Linked DNA regions of Homo sapiens: region 2 is linked to region 1. A link is an interaction called in ENCODE POLR2A ChIA-PET data of the cell type or tissue named here. Cell type or tissue: OCI-LY7. All regions are shown on one strand. Each heading gives the region's core, and the rest is flanking DNA. Links, peaks and the distances in the headings are about the cores only.

Evidence for each region. ChIA-PET counts read pairs that join two places held together with the same protein. Peaks named below come from ENCODE experiments on the same cell type or tissue, not always from the same donor. Only the 100,000 strongest peaks of a DNase experiment are listed, where the experiment ranks them.
Region 2: POLR2A ChIA-PET joins it to region 1 with 5 read pairs; 3 of 35 experiments call an interaction of 5 or more read pairs at or near these places.

Annotation. Positions count from the first base shown.
Region 1 is chr7:69,408,911-69,417,011 of GRCh38, reverse strand. No RefSeq gene overlaps it. Among named protein-coding and RNA genes, the nearest start is that of CT66, 180 kb to the left of the region's middle. In OCI-LY7, for the core only: no CTCF peak of the experiment used is centred there; a DNase peak (open chromatin) is centred at 4,161.
Region 2 is chr7:69,544,800-69,552,900 of GRCh38, reverse strand. It overlaps LOC105375346 (a long non-coding RNA gene), which reads right to left. Exons shown (of 5, transcript XR_927652.1): 2 at 7,443-7,594. Among named protein-coding and RNA genes, the nearest start is that of CT66, 49 kb to the left of the region's middle. In OCI-LY7, for the core only: no CTCF peak of the experiment used is centred there; no DNase peak of the experiment used is centred there.

The DNA of each region.
Region 1 (8,101 bases), core at 1,983-6,982:
AAGCATTAACTCTGTATCATGGCCTGTAGCATGCAAGTAGGACTTGAGAGAGGAGAACAAAGGCAGCTTAAAGTGCAGGTGGAAGAAGCGCTCACAGGCTGCATGGGATGTAGCTGTGTCCACCCAAAGAGTGACTAAGTCTTAAAGTAGACACCTAAGTGTATATATAAATTAGACAAGGTTTTGTAAACCAAGGTAGATATGAGCCTCTCACTTGCCCATTAGTGAGACCCATATAGGCAGAGGGAGAAGAAAATAAAGACCAATAGAGCAAACTGCTTTATAAGAATGATTATTGGCCAGGTGCAGTAGCTCACACCTGTAATCCCAGCACTTTGGGAGGCCGAGGTGGGCGGGATCACCTGAGGTTGGGAGTTCAAGACCAGCCTGACCAAGATGGAGAAACCCCCCCTCTCTACAAAAAATACAAAATTAGCTGGGTGTTACGGTCAAGCCTGTAATCCCAGCTACTCGGGAGGCGGAGGCAGGAGAATCGCTTGAACCTGGGAGGCGGAGTTTGCAGTGAGCCGAGATCGCGCCATTGCACTCCAGCCTGGGCAACAAGAGTGAAACTCTGTCTCAAAAAAAAAAAAAAAAAAAAAAAGAATGATTATTTTAGGCCAGGTGCAGTGGCTCATGCCTGTAATCCCAATATTTTGGGCGGCTGAGGCGGGAGGATTGCTTGAACCCAGGGGTCTGAGGGTGCAGTGAGCTATGATTGCACCACTACTGCACTCCAGACTGGGCAACACGGCAAGACTCTGCCTCAAAAAAATAAAAGAGAATAATTATTTTAGATTTTTAGAGCCCTAGTCTACAGAAATTAGACTTTATAAACACACACACACACAAAAATTGCATGTTTTTTTTTTTGGTGGGGGGTATTAATTTGCATTTCCTTATATAATGAGGTTTTAGACTATCATAGAATTCCCTGAGGTTGCCCAGCCTCCCTCTCTTCTTTGCTTCCTTCTTAATCTTATGAAAATGCTCAAAGATACACGAAAGTAAAGAGAAAAATATAATGAACCCAGATAAAGAGTTCCTTTCAATATCTTTTCTTTGGCATATTTGAAATAATTGCCTATGAAGTTTAGGAAGATTTCATTTTGTGTAAAGTGAAGCATAAATATATTTTATAAAATTATCCTCAGGAGATATGTACCCATGATAAAACTGTAAAGATCTTCTCCTAACCTAATATAAATCAGTAAATCTAGTAGAAGAGCAATATCAGAAAGTTTCTTTCTTTACATCTGCATTTAAAAAATCTGCCCTTTATGAGAATTTGAAGCTAAGGAGAAATGCTAAAAATACTTGTTTAGGCTAATATTTTTGGCGAGTTTGTTATGATAGAAGACATAGGATGCAACTGATCAATTATTTCAGTGAAATAATCACATTGATGGATTTTTCCCCCCACTAAGTCAACCGATGCTTTCACAAAATCAACCTATCAACGTTTTTGTTTGTTTGTTTGTTTGTTTTACATTGAGACAGAGTCTTTCTCTGTTGCCCAGGCTGGACTGAAGTGGTGCAATCATAGTTCACTGCAGCTTCCAACTCCTAGACTCAAGTGATCCTCCCACCTCAGCCTCCTGAGTAGTTGGGACTATAGGTGTGTGACACTATGTCTGGCTAATTTTTTTTTTCTTTCAGAGACGGGGTCTTGCTATGTTGCTTAGGCTGATCTCCAACTCTTGGCCTCAAGGGATCCTCCTGCCTTGGCCTCCCAAAGTGCTGGGATTACAGGAATGAGCCATCATGCTTGGCCAGAATCAAACTTTTAAAAGCATGACTTAGACACAATTTTAGCCCAGTGCTGTATGGACCAGGAAGAGGAAGGAAGACATATTTGGAGCTGGAGGAGGAATGTTATAACTGGGGTTAGTGGTTATCCAGGAGGCTCAGGCAGGGTGAACAGGATAACCTGGCCTTTGGGTCTCCACCTGTGAGGAGCTCCAAAGGCAGAAATAAATTTCTGGAGCTTGGCAGATGGCGGTGAAGAGATGAGCATGACTCATAGTTGAAGCGTTGAGTGTTAAATTGCTGCTTCTGAGGGGCCACTGGAAGGTGGTGGGAGGCAGAAGATGAGGGGATCAAATCATTCTATTATGAAGACACTTGCACACATACGTTCACCATAGCACTATTTACAATAGCAAAGACATGGTTCAACCTAAATACCCAACAGCGACAGACTGGATAAAGAAAATGTGGTACATATACACCATGGAATACTATGCAGCCATAAAAAAGAACAAGATCATGTCCTTTGCATGGACGTGGCTGGAGCTGGAGGCCATTATCCTTAGTGAACTAACACAGGAACAGAAAACCAAATATCGCATATTCTCATTTATAAGTGGTAGCTAAATGATGAGAACACGTGGACAAATAGAGGGAAATGGCACACACTGGGACCTTTCAGAGAGTGGAGGGTGGGAGGAGGGAGAGGATTAGGAAAAATAACTAATGAGTACTAGGCTTAATACCTGGGTGATGAAATGATCTGTACAACAATCCCTCATGACACAAGTTTACCTATGTCACAAACCCATACTTGTACCCCTGAACTTAAAATAAAGGTTAAGACCAGCCGGGCGCGGTGGCTCATGCCTGTAATCTCAGCACTTTGGGAGGCCGAGGTGGGTGGATCACGAGCTCAGGAGATCAAGACCATTCTGGCTAACCCTGTCTCTACTAAAAATACAAAAAATAGCCGGGTGTGGTGGCAGGAGCCTGTAGTTCCAGCTACTAGGGAGGCTGAGGCAGGAGAATGGCGTGAACCTGGGAGGCGGAGCTTGCACTGAGCCAAGGTGGCGCCACTGCACTCCAGCCTGGGTGACAGAGCGAGACTCCATCTCAAAAAATAAATAAATAAAATAAAATAAAATAAAATAAAATAAAATAAAATAAAATAAAATAAAATAAAGGTTAAGATCCCTCCCTCCACAAAAAAACCCCACAAAGTATTATCAAGAAAGAGAAGGTGGTAAGTTGCAGGGACTCATGCCTGTAATCCCAGCACTTTGGGAGGCTGAGGTGGGCAGATTGCTTGAGGTCAGGAGTTCAAGACCAGCCTGGGCAACGTGGCAAAACCCTGTCTCTACAAAAAACACAAAAATTTGTTAGGCGTGTTGGACAAAGGTTCAGGATGAAGTTAGTGAACCAGGTGAAGGTGTCAGAAATCTGTTCTTGGTGTAGTTGTTTCCATCGTAGGCTAAGGCCACTGCAAATGTGGAGACACTGAAACAGTGGTAGATTTCACCTGTATGGAACCAACTGGGGGTACTGCATAGAGCATGGTTCTCACACTGCAGACTGTTAAAGCCCCTGGGGGGCTTTTAAAGATCCCCATGCCCAGGCCACGTCATAACAAATCAGAATCTCTGCAGGGGCACCCGGGCATCAGCACTCTTTAAAGTTCCCCAGGTGATTTCAACGTGCAGCCACATTGAGACGGAGTGGCATAGCGTTAAGAGACCGGACCTGAAGGCACCTGTTCCATGCTGGCACTAGCACTTTACGAATTATGCGATCTTGGACACATTGCTTAACTTCTCTGAGCTTCAGTTGTTCAGATAGAATTTAAAGGGATTGGACTGGCCGGGCGCGGTGGCTCATGCCTGTAATCCCAGCACTTTGGAAAGCCGAGGTGGGAGGATCACTTGAGCCCAGGAGTTTAAGACCAGCATGGCCAACATGGTGAAACCTCGTCTCTACTAAAAATAACAAAAATTAGCCAGATGTGGTAGTGCACACCTATAATTCCAGCTACTCAGGAGGCTGACGCAGGAGAATGGCTTGAACCCGGGAGGCAGAGGTTGCAGTGAACCGAGATCGTGCCACTGCATTCCAGTCTGGGTGACAGAGCAAGACTGTCTCAAAAAATAAAAATAAATAAATAAATAAATAAATAAATAAATAAATAAATAAAGGAGTTAGGCTAAACGATCTTATTGGTGGTTTAAAAAAATGGCCACAAAATTCTTTGAGAGGTAGGGTCTCTGCCCCTCCCATGGAATCTGGACTCTGGGACTGCTTGGTCAATAGAAAACGGCAGACGTGATGCTGCTCTGGATTCCAGTATCCGTCTTCAGAAACCAACAGCTTCTACTTCCTGCCTTGTGGGACACTTGCTTCTCGAAAGCAGCCACCAGGCTGAGCAGCCCAGGTCACATGGAGAGACCGTGTGTAGAGAGTGACGTGAGTGCAATAGCTTTAGATGATATCAGTCCCAGCCATTGAGTCATTCTCAGCCTTTGAGCCTTTGTAGCTGATGCCTTGGATAGACGCGGTAGAGCAGAGACAAGCTGTCCCCATGGTGTCCTGCCCAAATTCCTCACCCACTGTGTCCATGAGCAGAATGAACTTGGTATTTTTCTTTGTGAAGTTTTTGGGTGGGTAGTTATGCAGCAAAGATAATTACAACAATCTTTAACCTGCACATTTAAGGAGTATTACAGAGTCATAGTATAGGGGAATGTTTGAGAGGGTAAACTCTGGAGGCAGACAGTCTAGGTTTAAATCCTGGTGTCATTTTTCTCTAGCTGTGTGAATTTGGATAATTACTTACCCTTTCTTTCTTTCTTTTTTTTTTTTTTTTGGAGAGACATGATCTTGCTCTGTCACCCAGGCTGGAGTGCAGTGGTGCCATCATAGCTCACTGCAGCCTCCAACTCCTGGGCTCAAGGATCTTCCCACCTCAGTCTCCCAAGTAGCTGGGACTACAGGTACACACCACCATACTCGGCTAATTTTTAGATTTTTCTTTTTGTAGAGATAGGGAGGAGGGGGTCTCCCTGTGTTGCCCAGGCTGGCCCCGAACTTCTGGCCTCAAACAATCCTCCTGCCTCAGCCTCCCAAAGTGGTGGGATTACAGGTGTGAGCCACAGTACCCAGCGCTACCTACCCTTTCTAGGTCTCGCTTCCTCCATCTGAAATGGGATAATAGTCATTTAAATCATAGGGTTGTTGTGAGGATTAAATAACTTAATATTAAGGTGTTAATATTAATGCTTAATCTGGGACTTAAGGAGTGAGTCTGCAGTGATTCTGAGAATGATGGTGATAAAGAAGGTGGCTCAGCCTTGTGTGCTCTGTAGCTTGCAAGATGTTTGGGGGTGGCCTGGGGTGGTGGGGGCTGCTGCATAAACTGAGCGTGATGTGCATTTTCCTGGTGCGTGTTCCACGTTGCTAAGTACATGCAGAGATACACATTGTTCTTAACGATTCAGCAGGTGTTCAAAGGCACCTTGGGAGTGTGTAGCATGTCTCTGGACCTGTCACTGTCACATTGCTCAGAAATTGGATTCTGCAGGGTGGAAACATGTGGCTTGTTGGCAAGGCAACTGGTTCAGAGCAGGGACATTCCCAGGCTAAGAGAGTGCGCCTTGTCCATTGGGTTACAGCCCTCATAAAAGCCTGTTTGAGTGTTTGTTTGTTTGTTTTGATATGGAGTCTCGCTCTTTCACCCAGGCTGGAGTGCAGTGGTGCATTCTCAGCACACTGCAACATCCGCCTCTTGGGTTCCAGCGATTCTCCTGCCTCAGCCTCCCGATTAATTGGTGTTTGCATTCTTTTCTGGATGCTCTGAGACATCGGACCACTGCGAGTGGTGAGGGGAGGATGGCTCCAGCTGCGCTCCTTTCTTATACACCCTGGCTGCTAAAATCAAGCATCAGACCCACAAAGTGTGGGAAATGCTGGACCTGGTGGAGGAGGGAGGCCACGCAGCCCCGAGCACTTCTGACTTTGGTCTTTTTTGCCTCCACATAGATGGAGACCCGAGAGAGGGTTTGTCTGTACTTCTGCATTTGAGGTCATCAATTTCCATTTAAAAACCAGAAGTGGGCTGGGCTCTGTGGCTCATGCCTGTAATCTCAGCACTTTGGGAGCACCAGGAGGGTGGATTACCTGAGGTCAGGAATTCGAGACCAGCCTAGCCAACATGGTGAAACCCCATCTCCACTAAAAATACAAAAAGTAGTCAGGCATGGTAGTGGACCCCTGTGATCCCAGCTACTTGGGAGGCTGAGGCAGGAGAATCGCTTGGACCCGGGAGGTGGAGGTTGCAGTGAGCCGAGGTTGCGCCACCGAACTCAGCCTGGGCGACAGAGTGAGACTCTGTCTCAAAACAAAAAACAAAACACAAAACCAAAAAACCCAAAAACAATCTTTGTCTTTTTGAGCTCCAGTCAGGAGAGACATAGATAAAAAATAAAATGTGGTTTATTAGTGATAAGTGCTGTGTAGAAAATAAAGCAGGGAAGAAAGATGGAAACTTACAGAGTCGGAGACTGTTTGAGTTTTAAATACCACGCAGGGAAGACCCTGATGAGAGGGTGACGTTTGAATCAAGTCTTGAAAGAGGTGAAGAAGTGAGCCATGAAGTTGCCTGGGGGAAAAGCCTTCTGTGTAAAAGCTAGCAGCCCGGGTAACTGCCCAGGGAGGGTGCCTGGTGTGTTTGAGAAAACAGCAAGGAGGCCGGTGTAGCTGGCCTGGTACGGGTGAGGGTGAGAAGAATGGGAATGAGGAAACTGTGACTTCAGGACCAGATCATCTACAACCTTGTGGGTCATTCCAAGGACTGTGGCTTTTACTCTGAGTGAAATGGGAAGCCCATGGAAGGTTTAGAGCAGCAGAGGGATAGGATCCCATTGAATTTGTAAAAACTGAATTAAAAAAATTAAAAACACACCATGTTGGGAGGCCGAGGCGGGTGGATCATGAGGTCAAGAGGTCGAGACCATCCTGGCCAACATGGTGAAACCCTGTCTCTACTAAAAATACAAAAATTAGCCAGGCGTGGTGGCGGGCACCTATAGTCCCAGCTACTCGGGAGGCTGAGGCAGGAGAATCGCTTGAACCCGGGAGGCAGAGGTTGCAGTGAGCCGAGATCATGCTATTGCACTCCAGCCTGGCAACAGAGTGAGACTCTGTTCTCAAAAAAAAAAAAAAAAAAAATTAAAAACAGCTTTATTGAGATAAAAGTGACATAGGGTAAATGACACTTATTTATTGCTTTTTTAAGTTGTAGATCTTTTTTAAGCTGTAGATTTAATGGATATAACTTGATGTGTTTGGAGAAAAGTTTACACCTCTGAAGCCATGAAACCATCATCACAATGCTGTTCAATGTATCTATCACTTCCAGTACGTTTCCCTCACCTCCCCTTCCCTGCTCTGCCCCACTGTAGGCTATACACATTTCAAGTGTGCAATGTGGTAATTTAAAAAAAGTGTAGGCTGGTTGTGATGGCTCATGCCTGTAATCTCAGCACTTTGGGAGGCCAAGGTGGGCGGATCACTTGAGGCCAGGAGTTTAAGACCAGTCTGGGCAACATGGTGAAACCCCATCTCTACTAAAAAAATATATAAAAATTAGCTGGGCCTGGTGGCACATGGCTGTAATCCCAGCTACTTGGGAGGCTGAGGCAGGAGAATTACTTGAACCCTGGAGGTGGAGGCTGCAGGGAGCCGAGATCTCACCACTGCACTCCAGCCTGGGCGATAGAGTGAGACTCTGTCTCAAAACAAAAACAACACAAAAAATTTAATTGTGGTAAAATACACATAACATAAAATTTACCATCTTTGCCATAGTGTAGTGTGTAGTTCATTAGCATTAAGACCATTCACATTCTTGAGTAACCAATCTGCAGAACTTCATTTTGCAAAATAGAAACTCTACACTCATTAAACAATTCCCCATTGTCCCCTCCCCGAGCCCCTGGCAAACACCATGTAACTTTCTGTCTCTATGATTTTTTTTTTTTTTTTTTAGACAAAGTCTTGCTCTGTTGCCCAGGCTGGAGTGCAGTGGTGTGGTCTCAGCTCACTGCAACCTCTGCCTCCCAGGCTCAAGCAATTCTCCTTCCTCAGCCTCCTGAGTAGCTGGGATTACAGGCACGCGCCACTATGACCAGCTAGTTTTTGTATTTTTAGTAAAGATGGGGTTTCACCATGTTGCCCAGGCTGGTCTCCAACTCCTCACCTCAAGTGATCCACCCGCCTCAGCCTCCCAAAGTGCTGGGATTACAGGCGTGAGCCACCATGCTGGGCCCAATACTTGTCTTTTGATGACTGGCTTATATCA
Region 2 (8,101 bases), core at 1,540-6,539, 140 kb before region 1:
AATGGACTCTGTCTCAAAAAAAAGAGGAGAAGTTGGAGGGATATGGGTGTGATTCTGACAGCTACAATCAGAATCTCTGCCTGTGGCTGTGGGGCTTGGGAACTGTATATTTTCAACCCCAGATGATTCTGATCTTTACAAAAGCTTAAGAATCATGGCTGTGAAAGGGAATCTGAACAGGTTTCCCCCAAGCTGCGCTACTTTCAGAGAATTTGAAGTCCCCAGAATAGCAAAGAGCCCTGCAGGATCTGGCCTCTTCCTACCTCTTTGGCTCCATCTCTTGATTCACATTTTTGTCCCCAGACTCTGGCTGTAGCCATCAAATTGCTTGCAATTACCTGAAAACCAGGTGGTTTTACACTTCTGCCTCTGCTCAGAATGTTTCAGCTGCAGAAAACTTGACTAACAGTGGCTAAAACAAATAAGGGTTTATTTTTCTAACACAGCCAGCAAGTCTGGAGATGGGTAGCTGCTAACATTGGTTTTGTGGCTTAATAAGGCCAGGGTGGGAGTTGGATTCTTTTAGATTTTCCTTTGCAGTTGCAAGGGCTGCTGCAGCTCCAGATACCATGTTTGTATTCAAGTCAGGAAGGGGCAGTACCAACTAAGTGAAAACTTTCCCCAAAAAGCCCAGTAGAGTTCCCTTAATGTCTCACTGACCAGAACCATGCCATGTGTCTACCCCTAGCAGCGAGGGAGGTAAGTAAATATTTAGCTGCCAAGCTTTATAGAGACGGCAGGAAAAGCAGATGAGGGTTGGGAAGTTTGAAATGGTGTTAGATTAGCCCTTCTTCATTTTGTTTGCCTGGGGAGTACCTATTGAACTTTTTTTTTTTTTTTCCTGAGACGGAGTCTCGCTCTGCCCCCAGGCTGGAGTGCAGTGGCACCATCTCGGCTCACTGCAAGCTCCGCCTCCCGGGTTCACACCATTCTCCTGCCTCAGCCTCCTGAGTAGCTGGGACTACAGGCGCCCGCCACCATGCCCAGCTTATTTTGTTTTTATATTTTTAGTAGAGATGAGGTTTCACCGCATTAGCCAGGATGGTCTCGATCTCCTGATCTCGTGATCCGCCCCCCTCAGACAAGTACTTATTTAACTTTTAAGATTCACTTTCCCTCATATTTTATTTTGAAAACTTTTAAACTTTCAGAAAAATTGAAAGAGTTGTACAGTATATACCTACATACTCACTACCTAAATTCTATTATCAACATTTTACTATATTTATTTATATATGTATTTATTTATTATTATTATTATTTTTAGAGACAGAGTCTTGCTCTGTCACCCAGGCTGGAGTGCAGTGGCATGATCTCCATTTACTGCAACCTCTGACTGCTGGGTTCAAGTGATTCCCATGCCTCAGCCTCCCCAGCAGCTGGAACTACAGGTGCACACCACCACACCCAGCTAATTTTCGTATTTTTAGTGGAGACGGGGTTTCACCATGTTGGCCAGGCTGGCCTTGAACTACTGACCTCAGGTGATCCGCCTGCCTCAGCCTCCCAAAGTGCTGGGATTACAGGACTAAGCCACTGCACCTGGCCTAGTGCTCTTTTCTTAAGTAAAATTTATATACTTTCAGGCAAGGAACTCTGTGGTGACAATACATGCTCAGGTGTTAACTGATCACTGAGATGGTGCCAGTAAGAGTTCCTGGGGCGGTTTACATTTCAACTGGGAAATCCGCATCTGTCATACACCGTGGGTGGAGCCTGCCCTGCTCTGCTTCCAGGCAGTTTGCATTTCTCGCCAATCCAGGTGTTACTCTTGGTTGCCCATTAAGAGGGAGTTCCATCCCCCCATTGCCTCTGACTGCCAGGGCTCGTTTTGGTGGAGCTTCATTTCATCCTCGTGTTGTTCATTGCATGGAGAAATAAATCCCAAAGTCAAATGCTTCTTAGAAAAGATAGCTCTCTCCAAAAGGAGAAGAGCCATTTCTTGGCTACTCCCTGTAAGACTGGTTTTCCTTTCCCTAAGCACCATACGTCACCCTGTCCATCTTCTTTTATTTTATTATTATTTTTTAGAGATAAGGTCTCCCTCTGTTGCCCAGGTTGGAGTGCAGCCTCGAAATTCCAGTCTCAAGTGATCCTCCCGCCTCAGACTACAGGTGTGCACCACCATACCTAGCTATTTTTTAAAAAAATCTTTTGTAGAGGCTGGGCGCGGTGGCTCACGCCTGTAATCCCAGCACTTTGGGAGGGCAAGGCAGGCGGATCACGAGGTCAGGAGATCGAGACCATCCTGGCTAACACGGTGAAACCCCATCTCTACTAAAAATACAAAAAAAAAAAAAAAAAAAATTAGCCAGGCGTGGTGGCGGGTGCCTGTAGTCCCAGCTACTCAGGAGGCTGAGGCGAGAGAATGGTGTGAACCCGGGAGGCGGAGCTTGCAGTGAGCCGAGATCACGCCACTGCACTCCAGCCTGGGTGACAGAGTGAGACTGTCTCAAAAAAAAAAAAAAAAATTTGCCCGTAAAAAGGACAAGGTCATACTGTTATAATTTGGACCTTGGCTCCCAAAGGGACAGTAAAAAGAATGCTTTACAGACAACATTAGCTCACTGACAAAACCTAGGTTGTGCAGAAGAAAACAGCCCTGCAGTCGGGAATGGTGACCTAGCCCTGGCCCAGGACAGCAACCTGAGCCTCAGATCTGTGTCCTAGCCCTAGCTTTGCCATTAACACTCTGTTACTTTAGGCAAGTCACTTTCATGCTGTGAGCCTCAGTTTCCCCATCTAGGCAACATACTGGATTCCATCTAAAATCACTGCCAGTTCTAAAATTGCATGAGCTATTCGAGATTCAGGTTCAATTTGAAATGTCAAATTTAGGTTCCACATAAAAAAGACCTCAGCTGGTGGATCAATAAGGATTGCAAAGAGGTCATTTTTCACCTGTGAGTCCTTCATTCATCATTATCTTCCTTAATCACCTTGTGTCTAGCGCCTGCCCTGGGCCGACAGATCTGTCCAGCTGCATAGCTCTTGCTCTTCTGGACGGGCAGCAAACCCAGCTCGGTTTGGCATGGCACAGAGCGAGACGGAAGTATTAATCAACACAGAAGTGGTTGCTGGCAGGAGATCAGAAGGCTTTGTCCAGGTTCGTAGAGTGAGGAGAGAGGCTGCGGACGGAGGCAGGAAGGGTGCAGAGTATGAAAGCATTTGTTTGGGGACAGCAACCGCAGTACGTTCTATGCAGGGACATGGCGACTGGAACACCTTGTCCATCCTAATGAAGCATGGAGCACCATGTGTTATGTGTAAATGCAGAAGGCTAACTAATGGATTAACTTAGACAGCTTGTCTTTGTGGAGCAGAGGAAGCGGTGGCTGTAAATGGAGGCCGGAGTGCTAGCCAGCTTTGAGAGGAGAAGCCTGCAAGAACAGAAACACTGAGGTCTGGCCGGCACGGTGGCTCATGCCTGTAATCCCAGCACTTTGGGAGGCCGAGGTGGGTGGATTGCTTGAGGCTAGGAGTTCAAGATTAGCCAGGCCAACATGGCAAAACCCATCTCTACTAAAAATAGAAAAATTAGCTGGGTGTGGTGGTACACCCCTGTGATCCCATCTACTTGGGAGGCTGAGACATGAGAATAGCTTGAACCTGGTAGGCAGAGGTTGCAGTGAGCAGAGATCATGCTGCTGCATTCCAGCCTGGGCGACAGAGCGAGACCCTGTCTCAAAACACACACACACACACACACACACACACACACACACACACAAACACTGAGGTCTCACATAGCTCGCTGAAATGGCTTTTCCCAAACCAAAGCTCAGACACAAAGCTGCTCATTCATTACACATCATCCATCCATTTCCAGAAGATGGTTCTTTTCTTTGTTTGTTTGTTTTGACAAGGTCTCACTCTGTTGCCTAGGCTAGAGTGTAGTAGTGCGATCATAGCTCACTGCAGCCTTGAACTCCTGGCCTCATGCAATCCTCTGGCTTCAGCCTCCCCAGTAGCTGAGACTACAGATGTGTACTACCATGCCTAATTTTTATTTTTATTTTTAAAATATTTATTATTACTATTTTTTGAGATGGAGTTATGCCCTGTCACCCAGGCTGGAATGCAGTGGTGCAATCTTGGCTCACTGCAACCTCCACCTCCTGGGTTCAAGCAATCTTGTCTCAGTCTCCCGAATAGCTGGGACCACAGGCATGCACCACCATGTCCAGCTAATTTTTGTATTTTTTGGTGGAGATGGGGTTTCACTATGTTGCCCAGGCTGGTCTTGAACTTCTGACCTCATGTGATCTGCCTGCCTCGGCCTCCCAAAGTGCTGGGATCACAAGTGTGAGCCACTGTGCCCGCCTTAATTTTTAAAGTTTAAAAATTCTTAGTAGAGACGAGGTCTCACTATGTTGCCCAGGCTGGTCTCGAACTCCTGGGCTCAAGCGATCCTCCTGCCTTGGCCTCCCAAGGTGCTGGGATTACCGACGTGAGCCACTGCACCCAGCCAGAAGATGGTTCTTAATTAAAGAAGGTATTTTGGATGCCTATCATACCATGCTCTCGGAAAGAGAACATCTTCCGCACTGTCTCCTACATGAAGTGACTTTATAAGGATGATTTCAGAGGCTGGAGTACAAAGGGAAAAGTACTTTTCAAAGCCAAACGCAGTGTAAGAGAGAATTCAAAGAGGAAGTCAAGCATTAATCTTTATCAGAGCATCTCAACCATTAACTTTACTACTCATTGTTATTAGGCACAAATGTACCTAGTGCCTTATGGAAACCTGATAGACAAACGTTTAGGCGATTAAAAGAGGATAAATCCAGGGGCATTTATGCCTTCTACAAAAGAACTCCTCACTTTACTGAAGATTGCCTTCAGGAGTTCTTTTTTTAAAAATAGCAGCTTCTCTGAGCACTTAAAATGCGATCTGATTTACACACCTCAATTGATTCTATTCTAGTTCAACCTAACTTTAAACATCTTTCTAGAGGCAAGAGAAATGCCTGTTTTCTCTCTCTCTCTCTGCATCCCTCTTCCTTTTCTCCCCCTTCCCAAGGTGCCATGCCATCAAATGGGTCTGGGTCTGCTATAAAGACCTATAATGCCAGGGCTGGAAGTGCCCAGAGCTGTAATTCAACCCCAGACCCTGTTTATTTATTTATTTATTTTTATTTAAGGCAACCTCCACCTTCTGGGTTCCAGTGATACTCATGCCTCAGTCTCCCGAGTAGCTGGAATTATAGGCATGTGCCACCACGCCTGGCAAGTTTTTGTATTTTTACTAGAGACGGGTTTTTGCCATGCTGGCCAGGCTGGTCTCGAACTCCTGACTGCAAGTGACCCACCCGCCTCAGCCTCCCAAAGTGCTGGGATTACAGGCCTGAGCCACCCCACCTGGCCTTTCTTTTTTTTTTTTTTTTTTTTTTTGTTTAGTAGAGATAGGGTCTTGTAATATTGCCCAGGCTGGTCTCGAACTCCTGGGCTCAAGCAATGCGCCCACTTTGGCCTCCCAAAGTGTTGGGATTAGAAGTGTGAGCCACTGTGCCAGGCCAGGAATGTGATTTTTGACAATGTAGTTATCCTCTTTGAGTTTCCTCAACTTTATTTATTTATTTTATTATTATTATTTTTGGAGACAGAGTCTCGTTCTGTTGCCCAGGCTGGAGTGCAGTGGCTTGATCTCGGCTCACTGCAACCTCTGCCTCTCAGGTTCAAGTGATTCTCCTGCCTCAGCCTCCTGAGTAGCTGGGATTACAGGTGCCTGCCACCATGCTTGACTACTTTTTGTATTTTTAGTAGAGACGGGGTTTCACCACGTTGGTTAGGCTAGTCTCGAACTCCTGACTTCAAGTGATCTGCCTGTCTTGACCTCCCAAAGTGCTGGGATGACAGGCATGAGCCACTCCACCTGACCTGGACCCTTTTTTTTTTTTTTTTTTCTGAGACAGGGTCTCACTCTGTTGCCCACACTAGAGAAAAGTGGTGCAATCATAGCTCACTACAGCCTCGAACTCCTAGGCTCAAGTGATCCTCCCACCTCTTGAGTAGCTAGGACTACAGGTGTGTGCCACTATGCCTGGCTAATTTTTGTGTTTTTTGTAGAGAAAGAGTTTTGCCATGTTGCCCAAGCTGGTCTCAAACTTCTGGGCTCAAGTGATCCTCCCACCTCAACCTCTCAAAGCACTGGGATTACAGGTGTAAGCCACTGTGCCTGGCTTTGTACAATGGTTTGATGGAATATGTCAATGAAAGCAGCACCACATTCAGTTAAAATTTTACATTTGTTGGCACAAATATTTGATTATTTCCCACATCAAACAGTAAGAAATGACAGAAGCAAGATTGCATTTGCCTTTTCTTTTCTGTTTTTTTTTTTTTTTTGTTTGTTTGTTTTTTAACGGAATCTTGCTCTGTCACTAGCCTGGAATGCAGTGGTGCAATCTCAGCTCACTGCAACCTCCACCTCCTGGGTTCAAGCGATCCTCCTGCCTCAGCCTCTTGAGCAGCTGAGATTATAGGCCCCTGCCACCACACCCGTCTAATTTTGGTATTTTTTCGTAGGGATGGGTTTTCGCCATGTTGGCCAGGCTGGTCTCCAACTCCTTACCTCAAGCGATCCACCTGCCTCACCTTCCCAAAGTGCTGGGATTACAGGTGTGAGACACAGTGCCTGGCCTGTTTTCTGTTTTGTTTTTTTTTTTTTTTTAGACGGAGTCTCACGCTGTTACCCAGGCTGGAGTGTAATGGTGCAATCTCAGCTCACCGCAACCTCCGCCTCCCAGGTTCAAGTGACTCTGCTGCTTCAGCCTCCCAAGTAGCTGGGATTACAGGAACGCACCACCATACCCGGCTAATTTTTTCTATCTTTAGTAGAGATGGGGTTTCATCATGTTGGCCAGGCTTGTCTCGAACTCCTGGGCTCAATTGATCTGCCCACCTCGGCCTCCCAAAGTGCTGGGATTACAGGCATGAGCCACGGCACCCGGCTTTTTTTTTTTTTTTTTTTTTTTTTTTTGAGACAAGGTCTTGTTCTCTTGCCCAGGCTAGTGTGCACTGGTGTGATCATGGCTCACTGCAACCTTTGTCTTCCAGCCTCATGCAATCCTCCCACCACAGCCTCCTGAGTAACTGGAACTATAGGTGTGCACCACTACATCTGGCTAATTTTTAAAATACACCTGCATTTTCTTTTCATTGTACCCCTAGCACTGTGTGGCACCTGTCACATAGTAGGTGTGCTGTAAATACTTGAATGCCTTTTAACTGTACCTTGGTTTCCTTGTCTGAAAAATGGGAACACAGTATTACTAGAACTCATCCTGGCTCACAGGGTCTACAACAGAATCAAATCTTCTAAGCAAATACTCTTTGACAAACTCTCTAAATATTAATGTGAATTATTGACACTGATGAAGGAAATGGGTCACCCACATTCATCACGGGAGGAATACATGGAAACCATGTTGTCCCATTACCTAAATGAGCCAAAAATGGTCTGATATGATGTTCTGAAAGTTTGAGGTCATTTAGCCTCAAAACTGAACCTTGTCTTGTCTCAAATTGATGATGACTCAGTTTGTACTCTTCAGGTAGCATATGTGATGGACAGTTTCTCAGCTGATTTCATCTGCAAGATAGGGAACAGCTGGGCCTTGAGAGAGTTCACTTGACTACATAAATACTCACAGTGTAGAGATAGTTTAAGTACTTAAACTCTGGATATCTTAAGATAAATCATAACTCTTGAGATTATACTCATTCTTCTGCCAATCTAAAGATAAACACAGCCTGCAAGGCTCTTTCCCTCCAATTACATATTATTCAGAAACTCCTGTGGTTCAATTTCCTTACCTATGAAGTTGAAAGACTAAAATGGGAATACTACAATATTAGTCAGTTCTCACATTGCTATAAAGAACTACGTGAAGGCCGTGCACAGTGGCTCATGCCTGTAATCCCAGCACTTTAGGAGGACAAGGTGAGTGGATCATCTGAGGTCAGGAGTTCAAGACCATCCTGGCCAACATGGCAAAACCTGGTCTCTACTAAAAATACAAAAATTAGCCTGGCGTGGTGGTGGGCACCTGTACTCCCAGCTATTTGGGAGGCTGAGGCAGGAGAATCACTTGAACCC